Regions from separate parts of the Homo sapiens genome. Here region 2 is linked to region 1. A link is an interaction called in ENCODE POLR2A ChIA-PET data of the cell type or tissue named here. Cell type or tissue: Panc1. All regions are shown on one strand. Each heading gives the region's core, and the rest is flanking DNA. Links, peaks and the distances in the headings are about the cores only.

Region 1 (7,207 bases), core at 1,969-4,468:
CAAGCAGGTTTCTCACCTGGGTGCAACACCTGGGGCCGTGGAGAAGTTGGAAGAAAAACGCAGCCAGGTTAGCGCGTCTGTGCTCAGGCGGGCATGTGCACTTCATGTGTGCCTGGCAGGGCCGGCTGCAGTCTCAGGACCTGGGCAGGCACCTAGCAGGAGTGGAGGACCTGCTGCAGCTGCACGAGCTGGTGGAGGCAGACATCGCCGTGCAGGCCGAGAGGGTGCGGGCCGTCAGCGCCTCTGCCCTGCGCTTCTGCAACCCAGGGAAAGGTGAGAAGTCAGCGAAGGCACTGGAGAGGGAGGGGCTGGGAAGGAGCACATCAAGAGCCGAGGTGGAAGGGTTGGGAAACCTGGGGACGGGAAAGATGGTGGCCAAACGATGGTGACTGAGCTAAAGCCAGGGAGGGAAGTCCAAGAGAGTGTGGTGGCAGGGAGCAGCCGGAGGGCTGGGTTAAGGCTCTGACCCTCTCCTGTGACTTTCTCAGAGTATAGACCTTGCGACCCGCAGCTGGTGTCGGAGCGGGTGGCCAAGCTAGAGCAGAGCTATGAGGCACTGTGCGAGTTGGCAGCGGCGCGGCGGGCCCGGCTGGAGGAATCACGGCGGCTCTGGCGTTTCCTCTGGGAGGTGGGTGAAGCTGAGGCCTGGGTGCGGGAGCAGCAGCACCTCCTGGCCTCAGCCGACACGGGCCGAGACCTGACCGGTGCCCTCCGCCTGCTCAACAAGCACACAGCCCTGCGGGGCGAGATGAGCGGCCGGCTGGGGCCCCTGAAGCTCACCCTGGAGCAGGGCCAGCAGTTGGTGGCCGAGGGTCACCCTGGGGCAAGCCAGGCCTCTGCCCGTGCAGCTGAACTCCAAGCCCAGTGGGAGCGGCTAGAGGCCCTGGCCGAGGAGCGTGCCCAGCGGCTGGCCCAAGCCGCCAGCCTCTACCAGTTCCAGGCCGATGCAAACGACATGGAGGCCTGGTTGGTTGACGCACTGCGCCTGGTGTCCAGCCCCGAGCTGGGGCACGACGAGTTCTCCACGCAGGCTCTAGCCAGGCAGCATCGGGCCCTGGAGGAGGAGATTCGAAGCCACCGGCCAACCCTGGACGCCTTGAGGGAACAGGCAGCAGCCCTGCCCCCCACACTGAGCCGCACGCCCGAGGTGCAGAGCCGGGTGCCCACCCTGGAGCGGCACTACGAGGAGCTGCAGGCCCGGGCAGGCGAGCGAGCGCGGGCCTTGGAGGCAGCCCTGGCGCTCTACACCATGCTCAGCGAGGCCGGGGCCTGTGGACTCTGGGTGGAGGAGAAGGAGCAGTGGCTCAACGGGCTGGCCCTGCCTGAACGCCTGGAGGACCTGGAGGTCGTGCAGCAGAGGTAGGCCCCTCAGGCTCCTAGTGGGACCAGCCTTGGGAGGTGGGGGTGGGGGGGCCAGGATGTGGGTGGTGAGTCCCTCCATAAACTTCCTGCCTCACCCCTTTGAGTCTTAATGGTTGTCCATTTCTAGTTTTAACAAAAAATGTTAACCATACTCACAAGTAGAGACATTTCACCACAAACCCCTCTACACCCGTCACCCAGATTCAGTCATTGCCAACATCTTGCTCTATTTGGTTCTCTGCCCTTTTAAAAAGCAAATCCCCAAGATTAGCACATCCCTCCTACCTTCTTCAGGGTGTGCCCTTTAAGAAATACAAGGAAGCGGCCGGGCACGGTGGCTCACACCTGTAATCCCAGCACTTTGGGAGGCCGAGGCAGGCGGATCACGAGGTCAGGAGGTCGAGACCATCCTGGCTAACATGGTGAAACGCTGTCTCAACTAAAAATACAAAAAATTAGCCGGGCACAGTGGGGGGCGCCTGTAGTCCCAGCTACTCGGGAGGCTGAGGCAGGAGACTGGCATGAACCTGGGAGGCGGAGCTTGCAGTGAGCCGAGATCGTGCCACTGCTCTCCAGCCTTGGCGACAGAGCGAGACTGTCTCAAAAAAAAAAAAAAAAAAAAGAAAAGAAATACGAGGAAGCATTCTTACCTACAATATATTATTTTCAAATTGTCTGTGTGGACTTAAAATAGCTGAGGCTTTGAAGTTATAAACCTTTTAGACAGAGACACTAAAATAGTTTTATTTACAGAATAAATCTTCAAATCATTTATTCAATAATAAATCTTAAAAATTTTTTTATAGAACCACAATACCATTATCACATAGAACAAAATTAGGAATTTCTTTTTTTTTTGAGATGGAGTCTCACTCTGTCACCCAGGCTGGAGCGCAGTGGTGCGATCTCGGCTCACTGCATGCTCTGCCTCCCGGGTTCCAGCGATTCTCCTGCCTCAGCCTCCCAAGTAGCTGGGACTACAGGCACCCACCACCATGCCCAGCTAATTTTTTGTATTTTTTTATTAGTAGAGACAGGGTTTCACCATGTTAGCGAGGATGGTCTCGATCTCCTGACCTCGTGATCCACCCGGCTTGGCCTCCCAAAGTACTGGGATTACAGGCATGAGCCACTGCGCCGGGTCAGGAATTTCTTGATATGATCTATGATCAATGTGTAATCAAATTTCCTGGTGTTTAAAAAAATATAATTAGGTCAGGCCTGGTGGCTCACACCTGTAATCCCAGCACTTTGGGAGGCCAAGGCAGGAGTATCACTTGATTCCAAGAGTTCATAACCAGCCTGGGCAACATAGTGAGACTCCACCTCTACAAAATTTTTTTTTTAATTAGCCAGGCATGGTGGCAGGCGCCTGTAGTCCCAGCTACTGGGGAGGCTGAGGCAGGAGGATTGCTTGAGCCCAGAGGTCGAGGCTGCAGTGAGCTGAGATCGTGCCACTGCACTCCAACCTGGGTGACAGAGTAAGACCCTGTCTCAAAAAAATAAATAAAAATAAAAATGTAATTAAAGATTTTTTTTAGTTTTCAAGGTATCCTAATGTAGAGGTTAACAAACTGCAACCCTTGGGCCAAATCCAGCCTGCTGCCTGTTTCTGTAAATAAAGTTTTTTTTGGTTTTTTTTTTTTTTTTTTTTTTTGAGACGGAGTCTTGCTCTGTCCCCCAGGCTGGAGTGCAGTGGCACAATCTTGGCTCACTGCAAGCTCCGCCGCCCGGGTTCACGCCATTCTCCTGCCTCAGCCTCCCAAGTAGCTGGGACTACAGGCACCCGCCACCACACCTGGCTAATTTTTTGTATTTTTAGTAGAGACGAGGTTTCACCGTGTTAGCCAGGATGGTCTCGATCTCCTGACCTTGTGATCCACCCATCTCAGCCTCCCAAAGTGCTGGGATTACAGGCGTGAGCCACCATGCCCGGTCTGTAAATAAAGTTTTACTGGAACAGAGCTACACTCGCCCTTTTGCGTATTGCCCGTGGCTGCTTTCAGGCTACAGCAGCAGGGCTGAATAGTTGCCGCAGCAGCTGCATGGCTCACGAAGCCTATAATATTTACCATCAAGCCCTTCACAGAAAACATTTGCAGACCCTGCCCTATTAGAACATCAAATGTCGGCCAGGCGAGGTGGCTCACGCCTGTAATCCCAGCACTTTGGGAGGCCAAGGCGGGTGGAGCATGAGGTCAGGAGTTCAAGACCAGCCTGGCCAAGATAGTGAAACACCCGTCTCCACCAAAAATACAAAAATTAGCTAGGCTTGGTGGCGGGCACCTGTAATCCCAGCTATTCGGGAAGCGGAGGCAGAAAATTGCTTGAACCCGGGAGGCGGAGGTTGCAGTGAGTCGAGATTGCACCACTACACTCCAGCCTGGGTGACAGAGCGAGACTCCATCTCAAAAACAAAACATAAAATGTCCCTGGAAGAAGTTATCCTTCACATTTTCATCACTCAGACAAATATTTTTGGTTATTACTTCATTTTCTAACACATATTAGTGGGATGAGACCCAGATAGGCAGCTAAGGGGGAAGTCCCAGGAGGCTGAGCAGCTCTGATAAAGGGTTGGCCCCATGCCAGGGTCTAGTTTGACTTGTGTGTCTGTTCCTGACCTTTACCTTTCACCATCTTTTGAGCATTTCTAGCGATGACAGTTATTCTGCTTGTTTTGGGGGAGTTGTGGGTTCCTTCCTTGATGCACAGATACTATGAACCTCATAGGCTGAGAGGCAGAGAGACTCCTGCAGATAAGCCTCCTGGTGAAGGAGACACCCTCCTGGGTGTTTAAGAGAGGTGGACTTAGGTGGACTGGGCACATCGCTGCCTCCCACAATTCACGCCTGGCTCTTCCACCCTCTCAGGTTCGAGACCCTGGAGCCTGAAATGAACACCCTTGCAGCACAAATCACCGCGGTGAATGACATTGCCGAGCAGTTACTGAAGGCCAACCCCCCAGGCAAAGACCGCATTGTCAACACCCAGGAGCAGCTCAACCACAGGTGGGTTTGGGAGGGCAGGACCAGGAAACTGACAGAAAAATGAAGCAATGGGGATGGCAGTGAGAGGCAGGTTTTGTAGGGCCTGGAAGGGTGGCTACAAAGGAGGAAGCAAACCAGTCTGGAATATGTTGGGGAAGGAAAAAGGATGAAAGAGATGAGAGAGGGGGTCAAGGTGGTCTGAAGCGGCTGCTGGCCAGAAAGGGAGGAGTGAAGGGGAGCTACCAAGAGAGAGAGAAGCAGGGAAGAAGCTTCCAAACAGGCCTGGCCAGGGCAGGAAGCTGAACCTTCCCCCTGCTCTCAGGTGGCAGCAGTTTCGGCGTCTGGCAGACGGCAAGAAGGCAGCTCTCACCTCAGCCCTGAGCATCCAGAACTACCACTTAGAGTGCACGGAGACCCAGGCCTGGATGAGAGAGAAGACCAAAGTCATCGAGTCCACCCAGGGCCTAGGCAACGATCTGGCTGGGGTGCTGGCCCTGCAGCGCAAGCTGGCCGGCACGGAGCGGGACCTGGAGGCCATCGCCGCCCGGGTGGGCGAACTGACTCGAGAGGCAAATGCCCTGGCTGCCGGCCATCCCGCTCAGGCAGTGGCCATCAACGCCCGGCTGAGAGAGGTGCAGACCGGCTGGGAGGACCTCAGGGCCACCATGCGGCGTCGAGAAGAGTCGCTGGGGGAGGCGCGGCGGCTGCAGGACTTCTTGCGCAGCTTGGATGACTTCCAGGCCTGGCTAGGCCGCACTCAGACTGCTGTGGCCTCTGAAGAAGGGCCGGCCACCCTGCCTGAGGCAGAGGCCCTCCTGGCCCAACATGCAGCCCTGCGGGGAGAGGTGGAGCGGGCCCAGAGCGAGTATAGCCGGCTGCGAGCCCTGGGCGAGGAGGTGACCCGGGACCAGGCTGACCCCCAGTGCCTCTTCCTACGACAGCGACTGGAGGCCCTGGGAACTGGCTGGGAGGAGCTGGGCCGAATGTGGGAGAGCCGGCAAGGTCGCCTGGCCCAGGCCCACGGCTTCCAGGGATTCCTGCGGGATGCTCGTCAGGCTGAGGGCGTGCTCAGCAGCCAGGTGAAAGTCCAGGGCAAAGTCCCAAGCAGGAGGAAGAGCAAAGTAGGGACCCGGGGAAATGTGAAGGAGCAGGATGGGCAGGAAGGACATGCTAGCAAAATGGGGCAGCGCAGTGGTTCACACCTGAAATTCCAGCACTTTGGGAGGCCAAAGTAGGAGGATCACTTGAGGCTGAGAATATCCAGACCAACCTGGGCAACATGGCAAGACCTTGTCTCTACAAAAAAATTTTTTTAAGAAAATAGAAGAATTTTTTAAAAAGAAAAATGGGAGCCAGACAGGATGGCTCACACTTGTACTCCCAGTATTTTGGGAGGCCGAGGCAGGAGAATAACTTGAGCTCAGGAGTTTGAGACCAGCCTGGGCAACATAGTGAGACCCCCATCTCTATGAAAAAAAAAAATTAACTGGACATGGTGGTGCATGCCTGTAGCTCCAGCTACTGGGGAGGCTGAGGCTGGTGGATCACTGGAGCCAGGAGTTTGAGGCTGCAGTGAGCTATGATATGCCACTGCACTCCAACCTGGGCCACAGAATGAAACCCTCTCTCAAAAAAAAGAAAAAGAAAAAAGAAGGAAAAATGAGAATGAAAAAGACGTGAATATAATTTACTAAAACTGACTTTAGAAGAAATAGAAAGCCCAGTTTGTCATGTAACTGTTAAATGGAATCAGGAGCTAGAAGTGAGATAGAACAGGATTTGGGCTGGGGAATGGAAGGTCCTTCCCACCCAGCTTCCCTGTGACTTTCTGAGGCTCCCATGCTGGCTGGCAGCCTCCCTGTCTTCAGAGCTCTCTGGGCTACCCTCCCTGTCTGCTTGTTGGTCCCTACCTCTCAGATTTGCCCCTGGGTGGGTCCCTCCTAGGGGGGTGAATTGTGCTGGGGAAAATGAGCTGAATGTCATCCCTCCCACACAGGAATATGTTCTGTCTCACACGGAGATGCCAGGGACACTCCAGGCTGCTGATGCTGCCATTAAAAAACTGGAGGACTTCATGAGCACCATGGACGCCAATGGGGAACGGATCCACGGGCTCCTGGAGGCTGGCCGCCAGCTGGTATCTGAAGGCAACATCCACGCCGACAAGATTCGGGAAAAGGCAGACTCCATTGAGAGGAGGTCTGATGAGGACAGTCCATGAATTAGGGTTCCCAGGGGGGAATCGGAGAAACAGGGTGACCTCAAAGATAAACGTGGCACAGGAAACCCACAGATGGGGCAGGAGCTGACAGAGAAGTAGAGGGGAAGAACTAAGTGGTTGGAGAGGGCTGGGAGATTCCACCCCCAACCAGGGCTAAAAGGAAGTCAGGATTCCTGGGTAGCCTCATTGTGCTCCCGGAAGGCGTTATTCCCCTAGAAGAAATGGAGGCCCCTAGGTTAGCCAAAGGGTCACAATCCTTTCACAGCAAATTCCAGAGTTTCACAAGAGGGTGTCGTTCCAGGCACAAGAAGAATCAAGACGCAGCGCAGCAATTTCTGGGCCGTCTTCGGGACAACCGGGAGCAGCAGCATTTCCTGCAAGATTGTCACGAGGTGAGGCTCCCTGGGGCCCCGGGATATTCCCTAGCCATCCCTTTCTCACCTTGAGCCTAGAATAAGTCCAGCACAAGGTACCGGAGACTGTGAGCCCCTTCATGGCTTCTTCCCAAGGCGCCCACTTCTCCTGGCTCACTGTGGCCCTGCTTTTATGCCCCCCTCTCCCCTCCCTTGGAAATGTCCCTGTTTTATGTTTGGTCCAGCTGAAGCTCTGGATCGACGAGAAGATGCTGACAGCC
Region 2 (7,207 bases), core at 4,574-7,073, 87 kb before region 1:
TATAAGGAAAAGCTGAAGAGCAAAAAGCTCAAAAGTCAGAAGACCTGTGTTCTAGTACTGGTTCTGTAAAAAAAAAAAATTACTTAAATACTCTTGAAAAAAAAAAAATCACTGCTCTGGACCTCATTTCCTAATCTGCAAAATAGGGATAAAACCTACCGCTTTGACCTCACAGAACTGTTTTAAGGATCCATATATTTGAAATTGTAGGCTGGGCGTGTTAGCTTATGCCTGTAATCCCGGCACTTTGGGAGGCCGAGGTGGGCTAATTACCTGAGGTCAGGAGTTCGAGACCAACCTGGCCAAAATGGTGAAACCCCATCTCTACTAAAAACACAAAAATTAGCCAGGTGTGGTGGCATGCGCCTGCAATCCCAGCTACTCAGGAGGCTAAGGCAGGAGAATCACTTGAACCTGGGAGGTGGAGGTTGCAGTGAACCAAGATGGTGCCCCTGCACTCCAGCCTGGGTGACAGAGCTAGACTCTGTCTCGAAAAAAAAAAAAAAAAGAAGGAAAGAAAGTGTATATTATACATGGTAACAATAATAGATATCACTCATTGAATACCTACTATGTGACAAGTGTTGTGCAGTTGCTATATATATACTACCTCACAATAATCCTGTAAGGTAGGTATTACAATCTCTTCTTTGTATATATATATATATTTTTTTTTGAGATGGAGTTTTGCTCTTGTTGCCCAGGCTGGAGTACAGTGGTGTGATCTCGGCTCACTGCAACCTCTGCCTCCCGGGTTCAAGCGATTCTCCTGCCTCAGCCTCCTGAGTAGCTGGGACTACAGGTGCGTGCCATCATGCCTGGCTGATTTTTTGTATTTTCTGTAGAGACGGGGTTTCGCCATGTTGGCCAGGCTGGTCTCGAACTCCTCACCTCAGGTGATCTGCCCACCTCGGCCTCCCAAAGTGCTGGGATTACAGAAGTGAGCCACTGCGCCTGGCCCCTTCTTTGTAGATTTTTTTAAAAAGGCTCAGAGAAGTTAAGCAACATGCCTAAGGTCACTTAGCTGTTCAGTAGTATAGCCAGAACTTGACTGTAAGTCTTTCTTTTTTGTTTTGTGAGTGACCTTAAGTCTTTCTAATACTAATTGCCCATGTTCTTGCCAATATACTACAAACACTTCCCTACAAATATAAGATTTACCACTAGGTGATGATTTTACAGCAGGGATGGTGCTAAGGTATCTTATTTATATTATCTCATTTAACCTTCACAAAAACTCTATTAGGTACCCAAATTTTATAAATAAAAGATTGTGCAGGATCTGGATTTTTAAAAATGAAGGAAAATAAAAATAAATATTTTACAAAAGAGTCTCAAAAAGGTTAAACAGCTTGTCCAAGGTTAGCCAGGTCAACTTGGCTATAAATCTTTAGCATTAACCACTTACCTATACTGACTCACTATTATAGTGTTCCTAAAACCAAAGTTAGAAACAGTCTCCTAGAAAATGCAGAACTCCAAAAAAATGAAAGAAGAAATACAATCAGAAATCAGTAGGTTTTTATTGTTGGCTCAGAGAATACACAGCCATGTACTAGGTATATGTTAAAAACAAAAAACAAAAAAAATGGTCCCAGATGTCAAAATATGATAATACAAAAAGAAGAAACATGCAAATATAGAAGGATAAACTATTACAATATTTTTATTTTATTACTTTTTTTTTTTTTTTTTTTTAGAAACAGGGTCTCGCTTTGTCACTCAGGCTGGAATGCAGTGGCATGATCATAGCTAACTGTAACCTCGAACTTCTGGGCTCCAGCAACCCTCCCACCTCAGCTTCCCAAATAGCCAGGACTACAAGTGTGTATCACCACACCTGGATAATTTTTATTTTTTAATTTTCTGTAGAGACAGGGTCTCATTATGTTGCCCAGGCTGGTCTCAAACTCTTGGCCTCAAGCAGTCCTCCCACCTTGGCCTCCCAAAGCACTAGAATTACACATAAGCCACTGCACCTGGCCTTTTAATGTTTTTTATAAGTACACTGAAAAAGAAGTCAAAAACTGTGGCAATAGGTTGGGATTAAAGATAGAAAAAATTGGGCCAGGTGCAGTGGCTCACACCTGTAATCCCAGCACTTTGGGAGGCCAAGGCGGGTGGATCACCTGAGGTCAGGAGTTCAAGACCAGGGCTGGCCAAGATGATGAAACCCCGTCTCTACTAAAAATACAAAAATTAGCCTGGAGTGGTGACGGGCACCTGTGATCCCAGCTACTCGGGAGGCTGAGGCAGAGAACTGCTTGAACCTGGAAGGCGGAGGTTGCAGTGAGCCAAGATCACACCACTGTACTCCAGGCTAGGTGACAGAGAAAGACTCTGTCTAAAAAAAAAAAAAAAAAAAACAAAAAAAGAAAAAATTATTTGAAAAAGTATTTGAAAAAATTAACAAAAATGGGCTGGGCACAGTGGCTCATGCCTGTAATCCCAGCACTTTCGGATGCTGAGGCGGGCAGATCACTTGAGGTCAGGAGTTCAAGACCAGCCTGGCCAACATGGTGAAACCCCATCTCTACTGAAAAAATACAAAAAAAAATTAGCCGATTACAGATGGCGTGCACCTGTAATCCCAGCTACTTGGGAGGCTAAGACACCAGAATCACTTGAACCTGGAATGGAGGTTGCAGTGAGCTGAGATCGTGCCACTGCACTCCAGCCTGGGTGACAGAGTGAGACTCCATCTCAAAAAAAAAAAAACATTATTACCAAAATGGATGGGGGATTATTAGAAAATTCTGTAAATATGTCTAGGATTATTCATGCATGTTAACAGTGGTAATTAAATAATAACTGCAATTGGTATACATATCATAGTCACATCCTTCATTTTTAAAATTTTAGTATAAAATGTTTAAACCAAAAAGCAATAGTCTTTAAAGCATTTTCTGTGCTTACCACTTCCAAAACAACTTCTTGGAACACTTTCAAAGCTTTGTAACCTTGGTGATTATAGGGCGTATCATAGAGAGGGCTAATTATATCTAACAGTAAGACAACCGAAGTGAAAGTTCCTTGAGCAACTACTGGAGAGAGACTACAATGAATAATGATGATATTTACTGACTACTTGCTACATGTCAAGCAGTTTCTATGCAAGTAAGAAATAACTCCATTTTATAGAAGAGGATAATGAGACTCAATAAGCTAATTAATTTGTCCAAGGTCATACACAGCTAGTTAAGTGGCAGCACTGGGATTCAAACCTAGAGCTGACTAACTCCAAAGTCCACATTCTACTATCCAATGCTGCCTCTCCAAAAATGTTCATTTTCTGTGTATACAGGTAGCTATCTGAATGGGGTAATATATAATCCATCATTATTTTTTATGGAGCCTGACAAGCAATGCTTATGTATGGCTACTCAATATATGCATTTACTCACTCATAAAATATTAATGTGGCTTATTATGTACCTGGGCTTATAAAAATAAATAAGACAATCTCAGAATTAGAAGAGTTCACAGTTCAGTAGATGAGACAGACTAATTTATATGACAATGTGAAATTTAGATAAATGAGGTGCTAAAGGAATACAGCAGAAGGACCGACACCTATCCCAGAGTTAGGATAAAGTGACTAATGTCAGGTCAGAGAGGATAATTAATACAACACAACTAACCCCTTAAAAGGGGTTAGAGGACCCTTTTAAGATCTACTCATAGAATTATTAGAGAGAGGAAGCTGGGTGCGGCGGCTCACGCCTGTAATCCCAGCACTTTAGGAAGCCGAGGCAGGCGGATCATGAGGTCAGAAGATCGAGACCATCTGGCTAACACAGCCCATCTCTACTAAAAATATAAAAAATTAGCCAGGCATGGTGGCGAGTGCCTGTAGTCCCAGCTACTCAGGAGGCTGAGGCAGGAGAATGGCATGAACCTGGGAGGCGGAGCTTGCAGTGAGCTGAGATCGCGCCACTACACTCCAGCCTGGGCCACAGAGCAAGACTCCCTCCCAAAAAAAAAAAAAAAAATTATTAGAAAGAGGAAGAGAGAGATGACAAAGCCTTTTACAGTTGGGTGTTGGGTGTTAGAGACCCAGTACCCCAGCCTGACATACCTACAGAAGCAGTGAATTTACTTATTTACTGTTATGAAAAAAATAGATGCTGCCAGCCGTGCACAGCAGAAACTACTATTGAATCATATGGTTTTAGCCTTCACCTTTAAATATGTCTAATTATATGACAGAATATAGAAGTATGTTTTCAAATATGAACTTATACAGTCATGAGCCCTTATATCACTTTCTAGAAGAAAGTCTGTCTCTCTCTCTTGCCCCCTCACCTTAGATACATACACACAGAAGTACAGATGTATAAATATATAGATATGTTTGTGCATATATATGTTTGTATGTATATATGTATAACTCCATTCACTTGATCACTTAGTATTATTACAAAAATAAATATTAAACTGGATAAAGCTGTCAAGAAGATCTTATAAAATCAGATTGCTTTTGAAGGGACATGTTACCCAGCCTAATGAACACCAAGATGTAAGACTAGCTGTGGGCATAAACACAAAACCCAATATCTCTCCTAAATGAAACTTTCCTCAGTCTTCCTTGCAATTGACTTTCCTCGCAGGCCCAAATTAATGGATCATTTATTATAGCTTTTCCATGGAGTCTCTATTAGCCTTTGCTGTGAACCTTGCTACTTAACCTTTCTCCTCAATTGAGGCATCCATGATGAAATCTTTTACAATCTCCCTTTTATCTCTTCTCATTCTCTTCATTCAAATATTGTCTACATAGCTGCACAGTACCAAAAACAATGAGATATAATGGAAGAAATGCATGAGGAAATCCTTGTTCCCTTGAGGCTAATGCCGTTTGACTATACTATTATTTTACTTCTCATCTCCATCACCAGCTGACTGCTGGTCACTAAGCTCACAGTTTTCCTCTGTATGCCAAATGCTGTCATCATCTTGACTGACATCCATATCCAAGCAGATAACTAGCCTAAGCAATAACTTAGTCTCACAGTTCCCTGACCTCTTCAACAATAATGACCTTGACCTCCACTCATTCCCAGCCACCTATTTCCATGGCCACGGCTTGGAACTGTTCCATTCTGAAAATCTTAAATTGAAATGTCCCACTCTATTGTGAAAAGATGTACACCAAGGTGTTAATAACGGCTGCCTTGAAAGGCCAAATTATGTGTATTCTAAATGTTTGTTTTGATCATACTTTGATTTTTCTGAGGGAAACACTACTTTTGCAATAAAGAAATAAGAGAAACTTTATCACTCTGATAACAACTTCCTATTCTTTCAAGTGTCAGAATCTCCTACACCCAGCAAATCTGTTTTTCAGTCTCATCAAGACCTCCAGACTTCAACCTCTTCCCATGGATTAGATGCCCTTCCTCCATGCTAACATAGCATTCAGGGCTCACTTCTATCATCCATCCTGGGAATCACACCGTATTGTAATTACGTGTTTACTTCTTGATCTTTCTATTTATATTCCAGGTTCCTTGGGATCAAGTAACATATCTTTTTTTTTTTTGAGGCAGAGTCTCACTCTATCACCCATGCTGGAGTGCAATGGCGCCATCTCGGCTCACTTCAAGCTCCGCCTCCCGGGTTCACACCATTCTCCTGCCTCAGCCTCCAGAGTAGCTGGGACTACAGGCTGCCACCACACCCGGCTAATTTTTTGTATTTTTTGTAGAGACGGGATTTCACCGTGTTAGCCAGGATGGTCTCAATCTCCGGACCTCATGATCCACCCGCCTCAGCCTCCCAAAGTGCTGGGATTACAGGTGTGAGCCACGGCGCCCAGCCAGGATCAAGTAACATATCTTAAGACACTGTACCTACAGATAGTATCTAGCTCACTGACACTGACTTGAACAAACACACGTCTGGATGAATAAGTAAATATTGAAATAGCCCTGATCTATATGAGTCAGACTTTGGTTCAAGTTCTAATTCTGCCATTTAACTGTTGTATGACACTGGGAGAGTCAGTCAAGTTCTCTGAATCTCAACTTTCTGGTCTGTAAAATGGGGTGATAATCCTCATCCTACCCACTTCATAGACTTGTCAGGATGCTTACATAATATATATAAATGTTATGTATACAACTTACTGCTTGTTCAGGCTGACTGAAACACAGAACCTCATTTCCTAGAATTGCCCTTCTTGGTTCACTGGAATCACCTTTTTATTGCTACTTGACATGAATAGTTTCAGAGCTGACTAACCATTAATTGCTCCAGATTGTTTACCCTCCATTCTCCTAAAGAAGATAAGGCACAGCCAGGGATATCTGTTGTCCTGATACCATACCCATTCCTTTCAGAATGAGCATATAATTATTCAAACATGGAGAAAGGCTGCCCAAGGGCTTCCTGGGAGAATGTTTAAAGCACTCTAATTCGTTATGTCTCCACCAACTCTAAGGAAGGAAAATAGGAGATGAGAGACCTGTTAAAGGGAATGGAGAATGAATTATCACCCTCATAAATCTGGACTACAAATAAGTCGATAAAGAGATCTCTAAACCAAACTAATAAAAATGTATCCAGGTAGGATCTGCACTGGGAGTCACTTTTAATTTTCTTTATTAGGAGATCCAAATTCAAATAAGGGCTTGTTTCAGTGGTTCTCAAATTCATCTGCATATTAGGAATCACCTGGGATCTAAAAAATGTTCCAAAGCCTATGCCATACCTATTACGGACTGAGTGTGTCCCTCAAAATCCATATGCTGAAGTTCTAAGCCCCAAAGTGACTGTGTTTGGAGGCAGGGCCCTCAGGAGGTTATTAAGATTAAATGAGGTCACAAGGGTAGGGCACTGACCCCAGGTCTTAATAGGACTGGTGTCCTTATAAAAAGATACACCAGAGCCAGGTGCCAGTAGTTCCCACCTGTAGTCCCAGCTACCAGCTACTCGGCAGGCTGAGGCAGGAAGATCACTTAAGCTCAGGAGTTCAAGTCTGTAGTGTGCTATGACTGCACCTGTGAATAGCCACTGCACTCCAGACTGTGCGACATAGCAAGACCACATCTCTACCAAAAAAATTTTCAATAAAAATAAAGAGACATTAGAGATCTCTTTCTTTTCATCCACATGCAGAAAAAAAGCCATGTAAGGACACAGTGACAAGGCAGTAGTCTACAAGCCAGGAAGAGAGGCCTCACCAAAGCCAGCCCTGACAGCACCT

The links. Peaks named below come from ENCODE experiments on the same cell type or tissue, not always from the same donor. Only the 100,000 strongest peaks of a DNase experiment are listed, where the experiment ranks them.
Region 2: POLR2A ChIA-PET joins it to region 1 with 14 read pairs; 3 of 35 experiments call an interaction of 5 or more read pairs at or near these places.

The regions. Positions count from the first base shown.
Region 1 is chr11:66,698,750-66,705,956 of GRCh38, reverse strand. SPTBN2 (spectrin beta, non-erythrocytic 2) reads left to right here. Exons shown (of 38, transcript NM_006946.4): 14 at 120-273; 15 at 489-1,359; 16 at 4,236-4,373; 17 at 4,675-5,431; 18 at 6,349-6,551; 19 at 6,875-6,965; 20 at 7,172-7,207. Among named protein-coding and RNA genes, the nearest start is that of RBM4B, 24 kb to the right of the region's middle. In Panc1, for the core only: no CTCF peak of the experiment used is centred there; no DNase peak of the experiment used is centred there.
Region 2 is chr11:66,788,604-66,795,810 of GRCh38, reverse strand. The region is part of intron 3 of TOP6BL (TOP6B like initiator of meiotic double strand breaks); the gene reads right to left. Among named protein-coding and RNA genes, the nearest start is that of TOP6BL, 47 kb to the right of the region's middle. In Panc1, for the core only: no CTCF peak of the experiment used is centred there; a DNase peak (open chromatin) is centred at 5,990.